2 separate regions of the Mus musculus genome follow, and region 2 is linked to region 1. Evidence: chromatin contacts called from ENCODE Hi-C data. All regions are on one chromosome and are shown on one strand. The core of a region is the stretch at or near the end of the contact, and the rest is flanking DNA. Distances in the headings are between cores, read along the strand shown.

Evidence for each region. Hi-C counts contacts between places; a loop is a spot of excess contacts on that map.
Region 2: a map of T-helper 17 cell shows a loop between it and region 1 (179-fold over the local background). The contact joins the promoter of E4f1 here to the promoter of Vmn2r117 in region 1. A Hi-C loop is called at or near these places in 5 of 37 maps with a recorded cell type or tissue (T-helper 1 cell, T-helper 17 cell, T-helper 2 cell and 1 more).

What each region holds. Positions count from the first base shown.
Region 1 is chr17:23,477,521-23,482,368 of GRCm38, forward strand. It overlaps Vmn2r117 (vomeronasal 2, receptor 117), which reads right to left and starts at 2,077. Exons shown (of 6, transcript NM_001104581.1): 1 at 1,881-2,077; 2 at 708-999; 3 at 1-422. The coding sequence starts at 2,077.
Region 2 is chr17:24,453,047-24,457,894 of GRCm38, forward strand. E4f1 (E4F transcription factor 1) reads right to left here and starts at 2,346. Exons shown (of 14, transcript NM_001301784.1): 1 at 2,089-2,346. The coding sequence starts at 2,242.

The sequences.
Region 1 (4,848 bases), core at 827-3,326:
TCCCACTGTGAGGTGGTGATCCATAGTCTCTGTATTCCTAGAGATTCCCACATTCTAAAGCTCACAGCTAAGGTACTGTCTGTGTCACCATAAATGATGACAACATTTGTGGATGATGTCATGATTTGGTTGTAATACACTTCAGCTCTTGACATGTATAAATTCATGCTCATTGGAATCATGTTGACAAAGGCAAAGCAGACTGTATTTTTTTCCATCTCTCTTCTCAAATAGGAGAGAAATTGGATATCTTCATCATTGTCTGAGATGACCAACCCTACCCAGTTCCAACTGAAATGAATTATGAAGGATACCAGGGCAAGGGCTAGAGATGTATGGTCAGAAGCCATCTGATATAGATAGGGAAATTTTTCATGATCACTCAGGACAGGATGAAAGGGTCCATAAGTAATCTGAAGGAACTAGAAAACAAAAACCAGCACAAGGTACAATGAATTCTTAGAACTTGTAAACATATTTTTATGCACAGTTCTAGAAATCTTAGCTAGCCATTATTTTCTCCCTCATCTACATGACATATAAGGAAATGGAGAAACCAATCAAGTCTGTGATAGTACCCTTGAACTACTTAGATTTGCCCAGGCCAAGTAAGGTCAGGCTGGCACCAACAAATATATGATTTCATGTCAGGATTCCCACTCTGTCTCAATAAACACACACACACACACACAGACACACACACTTACCTGCTGAGACATGAAGTTGTTTAGGATTGTATTAAGTTTCACAGTTGTTGCCCAATTCAGTCTTGTAAGTGCCATTGCACACTTGGTGAATTCTTTACACATATAATTAGGGAGAATATCATGATTTTGTAAACTCAAATGAATGAAACTGTTATATTTGGATTTCCAGTGACAGTTGTAGTTTGAGAATTTAAATGTTAGAGACATATTTGGCAAAATATCAGGGTTTCTGTTGATTTCATATATGGAAAAAGCCAAAGCCAGAGCATACTTGTGGTTTTCAGTATGAGTTCTATAAAAGGTTACAGTGTTTATAATTGACAGCAATTTACAGATAACATTTTGTAGTCAATAAAAGGACAATTCTCCAGTGGATTTTATTGTCCCCACCCCATAAAGATTGAAATGATCTGTGTAATGTGGTTGAGATGACAAAGAAGCTGGAAGTTCATTAAACCTTGAAAGGTTCATGAAAGGTCATCTTTCATAAATGAGATGTTACCACTATTAGTAATAACATCACTTTTCAAAAAACACAAACAGATCCCTTATAGTCCATATATTGCATCCTTATTCTAAAGAGAGAAAGTAAAGAACTGGACTTTGTAAGTTGTTAAAGCCAACGCATTTGTACAGATCAAAATATAAACTTCACAGTGAACAGCTATCTTAGTTCAATTTTTGATGCAGCATCTGTACATAAACAGGGACCACATGGAGGAAATTTAAGAAAGTGGATGAATATGCACAGCTATGTGTGTCTCCAATATTAATGGCCCCAAAACATGCACGAGAATCTACACTGAGATGGAAGGACCATCAGAAAACTCTATGGCCATTTGCCTAAACACATAGGGTAAAATAGTAGAAAATTTATGGGCATTCTTTTGATAAGATACCATTGGTTGTGAAATGGAAACTGCCTAGGAGAGGTATTTATGTGACATATACAGGTCCAGATTTGTTTTATTGCTGAGTTTCCATTCCTAAGTGTGAGGCTGATTAAAAAAATACTCTATCAATTTAAATTGGTAATATATCATTAAGTTGCTAAAAATATTTCTAGCTCTTTCCTGTTATGGAAAAGCCTCATAGCTTTGCTTTGCTCCTCATCCTCAGTAGTCTTGGGAAACATTCATGATGACTGTACATGGAAAACACAAAAGCACTTACTGTATATTCAATATATGACTAAAATACTCTTTCTCCACAGGCCGTTGTACTGCATGAATCATGAAGGTGCATTCTGTTCCCTGGTTTCTATTCTTGTCTTCATTCTGCTTTATCTTCCAAAAGCACCTCGGATAAATAAAATCAGACACAAGAAGTGGAATGTTCAGGAGCCAGAAGAGGAAAATCAAGGTGAACATATTTTTCCTCTTCTGAGCCTGGGCAGAATTGATTGTGGAGTGCCAAACAGATCAGCAAATCAAACAGGTACCAATATATTCCCATGTACTATTAACACTGTGTCCCAGGGAGATGCTACACATGCATTCATGTTTCCTTTCTACAGGTGTTTCCTCACCCCTGGAGGAATCATTGATGCTCTCTCCTGAGGATCTTCACCTGATGTCCACTGTGCACGTGATAAACTTGGTTGATAATACAGATGAGGATGGTGTAGCTTGATGGTTGACATCACACATGTTTAAGGAAATTAAGGTCCCTGGAAAGATTCCACTTTGTGAAAATTTGGTCCCAGGACTGCCTCAAAATCTGTTTTTGTGAACACCTTAAATAATATCAATGGATTTTGTTAGTTGATCCAGCATGAGACATGCATTAATGGCTCAGGAAGGCCTCACAAAATCTGAGGTCATTGTTACACATTGGTCTTTGTGTCAGAAATCTCCAGAGAAGGAAAATCAGTCTCAGTTTTAGAGCATTTGATATCCACTGAGAATGCAGTATGGACAAGGATGCAGCAGTGACAGATACAGAATATCTAAACAAAGTCTGTACTTACATTGTCTTGAGAATTAAAAATTATGTCCAGTCTAGAAATACCTGAATTCTGCTGTATCCAAAACTATCCAGATTATCACAGGACCACATTTTTCTTACATATATTTATTTTTATTAAAGTCATTAATCATAATTTTAGTACATTTAGAATATTCCCCTGTATTGTTAGAATTCTATTTTTTCCAATCTATAGCATAAAGGCTGAGATAAATTTGGTTAATTTTAATTATTTTATTTATTTACATTCATTTGTTGACGTGCTCTCACGCCTCTTGCTTTTTAAATATTCATCAAATTCCAGATAATACTTGATCTGTGTGCTCATTTCAAAACTAAAAAAGACCTAGCGCTCATATTACCAATGATTAATAAGAAACTAACCTGACTATTTATTTGATTTCTAAAACATGATCCTCAAATGTGACCCTCAGTTCTCATAGATCAACACATTGTTTACATCTCCTTCTTCTAGTTTATGTTTGCTTTTCTCCATTGATTATGTATGAGTTAATTTCATATCCAGCCACATTGCTGAGGTTGTTTATCAGCTATCAAATTTCACTGGTAGAAATTTTGGAGTTCTTTGTGTGTACTGTCTTATCATAAGCAATGAGTGATACCTTGACTTCTTCTTTGCCATTTTGTATCCCCCTTATCTGCTTTTTTTGTCTTATTGCTCTAGCTAGAAATTGGTATATGTACTGGCTAGTTTTGTGTCAACTTGACACAGCTGTAGTTACCACAGAGAAAGGAGCTTCAGTTGAGGAAATGCCTCCATGAGATACAACTGTAAGGCATTTTCTCAATTAGTGATCAAGGGGGAAGGGCCCCTTGTGGGTGGGACCATCTCTGGGCTGGCTGTCTTGGATTCTATAAGAGAGCAGACTGAGCAAGCCAGAGGAGGCAAGCCAGTAAAGAACATCCCTCCATGGCCTCTGCATCAGCTCCTGCTCCCTGACCTGCTTGAGTTCCAGTCCTGACTTCCTTTGGTGATGAACAGCAGCATGGAAGTGTAAGCCGAATAAACCCTTTCCTCCCCAACTTGCTTCTTGGTCATGATGTTTGTGCAGGAATAGAAACCCTGACTAAGACAGTATACTATATTGAATAGATATGGGAAGAGTGGACATCCTTGTCCTGTCCCTGATTTTAGTGGGATTGTTTCAATTACCTCTACATTTAATTTGATATTGGCTGTTATTTCTATGTACATTGCTGTTATTTTGTTTAGGTATAGGACTTGAATAACTTATCTCTTCAATAGTTTTAACCAGAAGTGGTGTTGATTTTGTTAAATGCTTTTCCAGCATCCCAGGAGATGATCATGTGGATTGTTTCTTTGAAACTGTTTATATATTGTATTACATTAATGGATTTTCATATCTTGAATCAACCTTGAATTCCTAGGAGGAAGCTTACTTGATCATGGTGCATGACGGTTTTGATGTGTTCTTGGATGCAGTTTGCATGATTTTTATTGAGTATTTTTTCAGTGATATTTGTAAGTGAAACTGGTCTGAAGTTGTCTTTCTTTGTTGGATCTATGTGTGGTTTATTTATCAGAGTAATTGTAGCTTCATAGAATGTGCTAGGTAGTGTTCCTTCTGTTTCTATTGTATGGAATATTTTGATGTGATGAGTATTGGGACAAGTATTGGTATTAGCTCTTGTTTGAAAATCTGGTAGAACTGTGGACTAAACATGTCTGGACTTGGGCTTTTTTTTTTTCTTTCATTGGGAGGTTTATAGTGACTTCTTTGACTTCCTTAGGAGATTTGGGTCTTGTTACATATTTTACCTGCTCTTCATTTAACTTCTGCGTGTGGCATCTGTCTAGGAAATCACTCATTTCATGTAGATTTTCAAGGTTTGTTTGTTGATTATGTAGTAATCTTTTGTAGTAGGATCTGAATGATTTTTGAGTTTTCTCAGTTTCTGTTTTTCTGTCTCCCTTTTCATTTCTAATTTGTTAATGTGGAAACTGTCTCAGTGACCTTTACTTAATTTGTGTAGGCTTTATCTATCTTGTTGATTTTCTCAATGAAGCAGCTTCTGGTTTTGTTGATTCCTTGTATCATTCTATTTTGTCTATTTGGTTGAGTTCTGCCCTGAGTCTGACTATTTCTGCCTTCTCTTTCTCTTGAGTGTGCTTGCTTTGTTTTAGAGGTGTGCT
Region 2 (4,848 bases), core at 1,096-3,595, 980 kb after region 1:
AAACATTTACATTTGTTAACTACTGTATAAGTGCTAAGAATTGAACCCAGGTCCTCTGCAAGAGCAACAAGTACTTTTTTTTCTTTTTGAGACAGGGTTTCTCTGTGTAGCCCTGGCTGTCCTGGAACTCACTCTATAGACCAGACTGGCCACAAACTCAGAAATCCACCTGCCTCTGCCTCCCAAGTGCTGGGATTAAAGGCATGCACCACCATAGCTCAGCTGCAACAAGTACTCTTAGCTACTGAGCCATCCTTCCAACTTAGCACTTAAGAATTTAACCAAATCATGCCAGCATCCTGGGGAAAGAGATGACTTAGTTTATCCTAGAGAGATTACTAGGGTTCAAGGTCACTGAGCTGAGCCAGCCAGACTCAAGCTTCCAAAACAGTCTGTCTTGTTTCCACTGTCTTATAGTCAGTCCCACATCAAAGTCAAACCCAGCCTGGGACAAGGAGGAGTCAATGACAAATTAATGATCAAATAAAAGGTCAAACCCAAGCTATGACTGGCCCATAGGCCACCTGAAAGAGGGTGGTGCCCTCCACTCTGCTCACACAAACTAAACACCGAAGAGCCTTACCCCTCCCACCCCACTCATTTAGAGTCTGACTCAGCACCAAAATGTTGATACTCAAAGAGTCCCTGACCCAGAAAAGGACACACCTATCCCATTTCACACTAAGACCATAAACCAGAGGTTCTCAACAGGTGGGTCCCGACCCCTTGGGGTTGCTACCAAATATCTACATTACAAATCAGCACAGTAGCAAACTTGCGGTTATGAAGTAGCAACAAAACAACTTTCCGGTTGGGAGTTCCAGAATATAAGGAACTGTATTAAAGGATGGAAGTATTAGGAAGTCTGAGAACCAATGTCATAAGTAGACCCAAGAACCTACAAGCATATGCCTTTATCCCAGCAATGGGGAGACTGAGTCAGGACCATCTCTGTGAGTTCAAGGCCAGCCAAATCTACATAGTGAGACCCTGTCTTTAAAAAACAAAAACAAAAACCAGGAACTCAGCTGGATAGTGGTGGCTCATGCCTTTAATCCCAGCACTTGGGAAGCAGAGGCAAGCAGATTTTTGAGTTCGAGGCCAACCTGGTCTACAGAGTGAGTTCCAGGACAGCCAGAACTATACAAACACTGTCTCAAACAAACAAACAAACAAACAAACAAACAAAAAACCTAGAAACTCCAAAGAGTTCCCTGAGACGGTAACTGACTCTCTCCAAGCTGAAATAAGGGAAAAAAAAATTACAGTGGGACTGAGTTCTTTCATGACAAAGAGCAGCAATATACCAGTAATACTTGTCAAACCACTTCCTGTCTGATCAAATCTACAGCTCCGTGGAACTAATGCACAGGAGATACCCAAACCACCTCTAAAAAATATCAGCACCTAGAGACGTAATCCTTGGTGCCAACACAGCCCTCGGCATACAGACACGATTTTAACTCTTTGCCATACTCCTAGGAAAAATTAAAGGGTTTAAGAGAGGAGTTACAGCCCCGGCTCCAATCTGATCCTTGACAGGAACCAGATGGACGACCTTGAACCTCAATTATCTCCATCTCTGAAGTGAATAGTAGTAATGATAGTTCGCCTTTCGAGCTTGGTTTAAGTAATGGTACAAGTCGGATTGAGCGGGGGGTGTTCCGCACATTCTTGGAAGCGTTGCTCCACCCCGTAGGGAAGGCCCAGGTCCTCAGTGGGGCGGTGCCGCCTCCCCAGGTCAGGTCCCTAATCCCTGTCTGACAGAGCGGCCCCGCCTCCAGTCTCCAGCTCCGCCCGAACTAAGGCCCGAGTGGCAGAGGAGAAGCAGAAGCTAGGGCTGATGGGCGCTGAAGAGGAGCGAGCGATGTTTGTTTGGCCAGATCGACCCCAAGGGGCTGGAGAAATGGGCTCCCTGTGAGCCTCTGCATCTGGCCCAACGGGTTAGAGGCAGTCCGAAGGGAAACCTGTGAGAGTTGTGAAGGTTTACAGACACTCGAGTAGCCAGGATCCGGGCGAGACCGTACACCGCAGCCCGGACAGAGCCGCCCGCACCCCGGCCGCACCAGGCTTCGGTAGGCTCGTTACCTTCCTCGCTGAAGGGCGCTGGGAGCCCAAGGAAGCCGCCGGAGGACAAGGCCGCCGCCGCCGCAACCCCGCCCTCGCCCGCTTCACGCCCGGCTTCGGCCCGGGCTTCTGCCGTATGAGCGGCCGTCACCCGCACTGCCATCGCGCCCTCCATGTCGCAACGCGCCACAGGAAGATGGCGGATTTACGACCATGTCGTCATAACAACGGGCCGCACCGAGGGCTGCGTGTCCGACAGGCAGGGGGCGGGACAAAAACGAATTTGACGGACAGGCAAAAAGGCGGGGCTATGGGTTGCGGTCTAGCGCGTCAGTAGAGGTGGAGCTTGGCTCTTTGAGAGCCATCAGCGCCAGACATCAGGGCGGAAGTGGGCGTGGCTTGTGTTAAATTGGCAGGACTTGGTCCAAAGTGAACTATCCGTGGAGTAAGAACTCTCCCTTTCTCTCACTTTTTTAAAAAAAGATTTATTTACTTTATGTATATGAGTACATGTACAGCTGGTTGTGAGCCTTCATATGGTTGTTGGGAATTGAATTTTTAGGACCTCTGCTTGCTCCGGTTGCTCTGGTTGCCCCACTTGCTCAGGTCAACTCCACTTGCTCAGTCCCTGCTCGCTCAGGCCTAAAGATTTATTCATTAAGTACACTGTAGCTATCTTCAGACGCATCAGAAGAGGGCGTCAGATCTCTTTACAGGTGGTTGTGAGCCACCATGTGGTTGCTGGAATTTGAACTCAGGACCTTCAAAAGAGCAGTCAGTGTTCTTAACCGCTGAGCCATCTCTCCAACCCCTTCTCTCACTTTTTTGTTTTGTTTTTTTAATGTAGTATGGTTTGTCTGCATACATGTCTGTGCACCACGTGCATGCCTAGCGCCCGTGGGGCCCAGAAGAGGGTGTCTGACCTGGAACTGGAATTACAGATGAAGTTACATGTAGGTGTTGGGAAATGAACCTAGATACACAGCCAATGTGTTCTTAGCCGCCCAGAGAATCTGAACTCTTTAGGGTTGCTACCCAATATAGAATCCTGGACTCAGACCTGGGTTGCAATGTCAGAATTTCCTGGGCATGAGAAAGAACTCCATTTGGAGATAGTTCGAGTGCTCCTTTCCAAAGACTTTTTTTGTAAAGATTTATTTTATGTATAGGAGTACACTGTAGCTGTACAGATGGTTGTGAGCCTTCATGTGGTTGTTGGATATTGAATTTAGGACCTCTGCTTGCTCTAGTCAACCTCGCTCATTCAGTCTGTACTCACTCTGGCCCAAAGATTATTTATTATAAGTACACTGTAGCTGTCTTCAGACACAACAAAAGAGGGCGTCAGATCTCATTACAGGTGGTTGTGAGCCACCATGTGGTTGCTGGGATTTGAACTCAGGACCTTCAGAACAGTCAGTGCTCTTACCCACTGAGCCAGCGAGCCAGCCCCAAGACTTTTATTCGGTATATGAAAAGTATTGAAAAGTATACATAAAAGTGACCATTTGTGACATTTAGTACACCGACTGAGTTGAGCGCTTATCACCAAAATTGGTTAACTGATTGGTTCATTGGTCGATTTGAGACAGGGTCTGGCTTTGTAGCTCCCTGTGGCCAGTAACTCGGTGGCCCCGGTAACTTGGTGCTGGGAATATGCCTGACTTAGTTCTAGAACATTTTCATCATCAAAACCTGTACTGACTGTAGCTCATTTTGGTAGCCAGCTCACCTATCAAGCACAAAATGAATAAAATAAAATAAAAAATGAACAGAGTATCTCAGGTTAATCCCAACATTTGGGGGATGATCCTTAGCTAAATAGGGAGTTCAAAGCCAGCCTAAGACATAAGAGAAGGGGGAGAAGAGAGAGAAACAGAAAGTGAGTTATTGAATAATATTGAAATGCATCGTATAAACAATGCATTTATATTTCATTTACAGTCAACTTGTATCTATCATTTTGGCTAATATAAAGTGTTGCTCTGAACATTCTTGTATAATTTGCTTTTATATTTTTGTATTGTTTCCAAGTCCCTTTTATTTATTTTTATTTCTTTATTTTCCTTCTCACTCTGGCCCCACTTGCTCTGGCCCAAAGATTGATTGATTTATTTATTTATTTATTTATTTATTTATTTATTTATTTATTTATTTATTATATGTAAGTACACTGTAGCTGACTTCAGACACACCAGAAGAGGGCATCAGATCTCATTAGAGGTGGTTGTGAGTCACCATGTGGTTGCTAGAATTTGAACTCAGGACCTTCAGAAGAGCAGTCAGTGCTCTTACCCGCCTAGCCATCTTTCCAGCAGGCCCTGGAAGGGATTTTTTATAAACTCAGTCATGGGCCGAAAGGGTGGCTCATGGGTCAAGAGCACTTAATGCTCTTGCAAAAGACCAGAGTTTGGTTCCTAGCTCCCATATAGTGGTTGACAATTGCCTGTAACTTCAATTTCAGGGTATCTGATGCTCTCTTCTGACGTCTGTTGGCACATACACTCAGACATTCTGGGAAGTGAACTCAGCACCTCTGGAAGAGCAGTCAGTGCTCTTAACCGCTGAGCCATCTCTCCAGCCTTTATTTTTATTTTTAAGTAGCTTCTTGAAACTATTGCTGGGTTAATTCTCTTAAGGTAGCGATCATCCCATGAGATGGCTGCCAACTGTCACCAAGCCAAGCAACCTGAGTTTGATCCCCAGAACCCACAAAGAGGAAGATGGCCTCTAAACTTCACATGCACCCTGTGGCAAACAAGCACCCATACACATATGCAA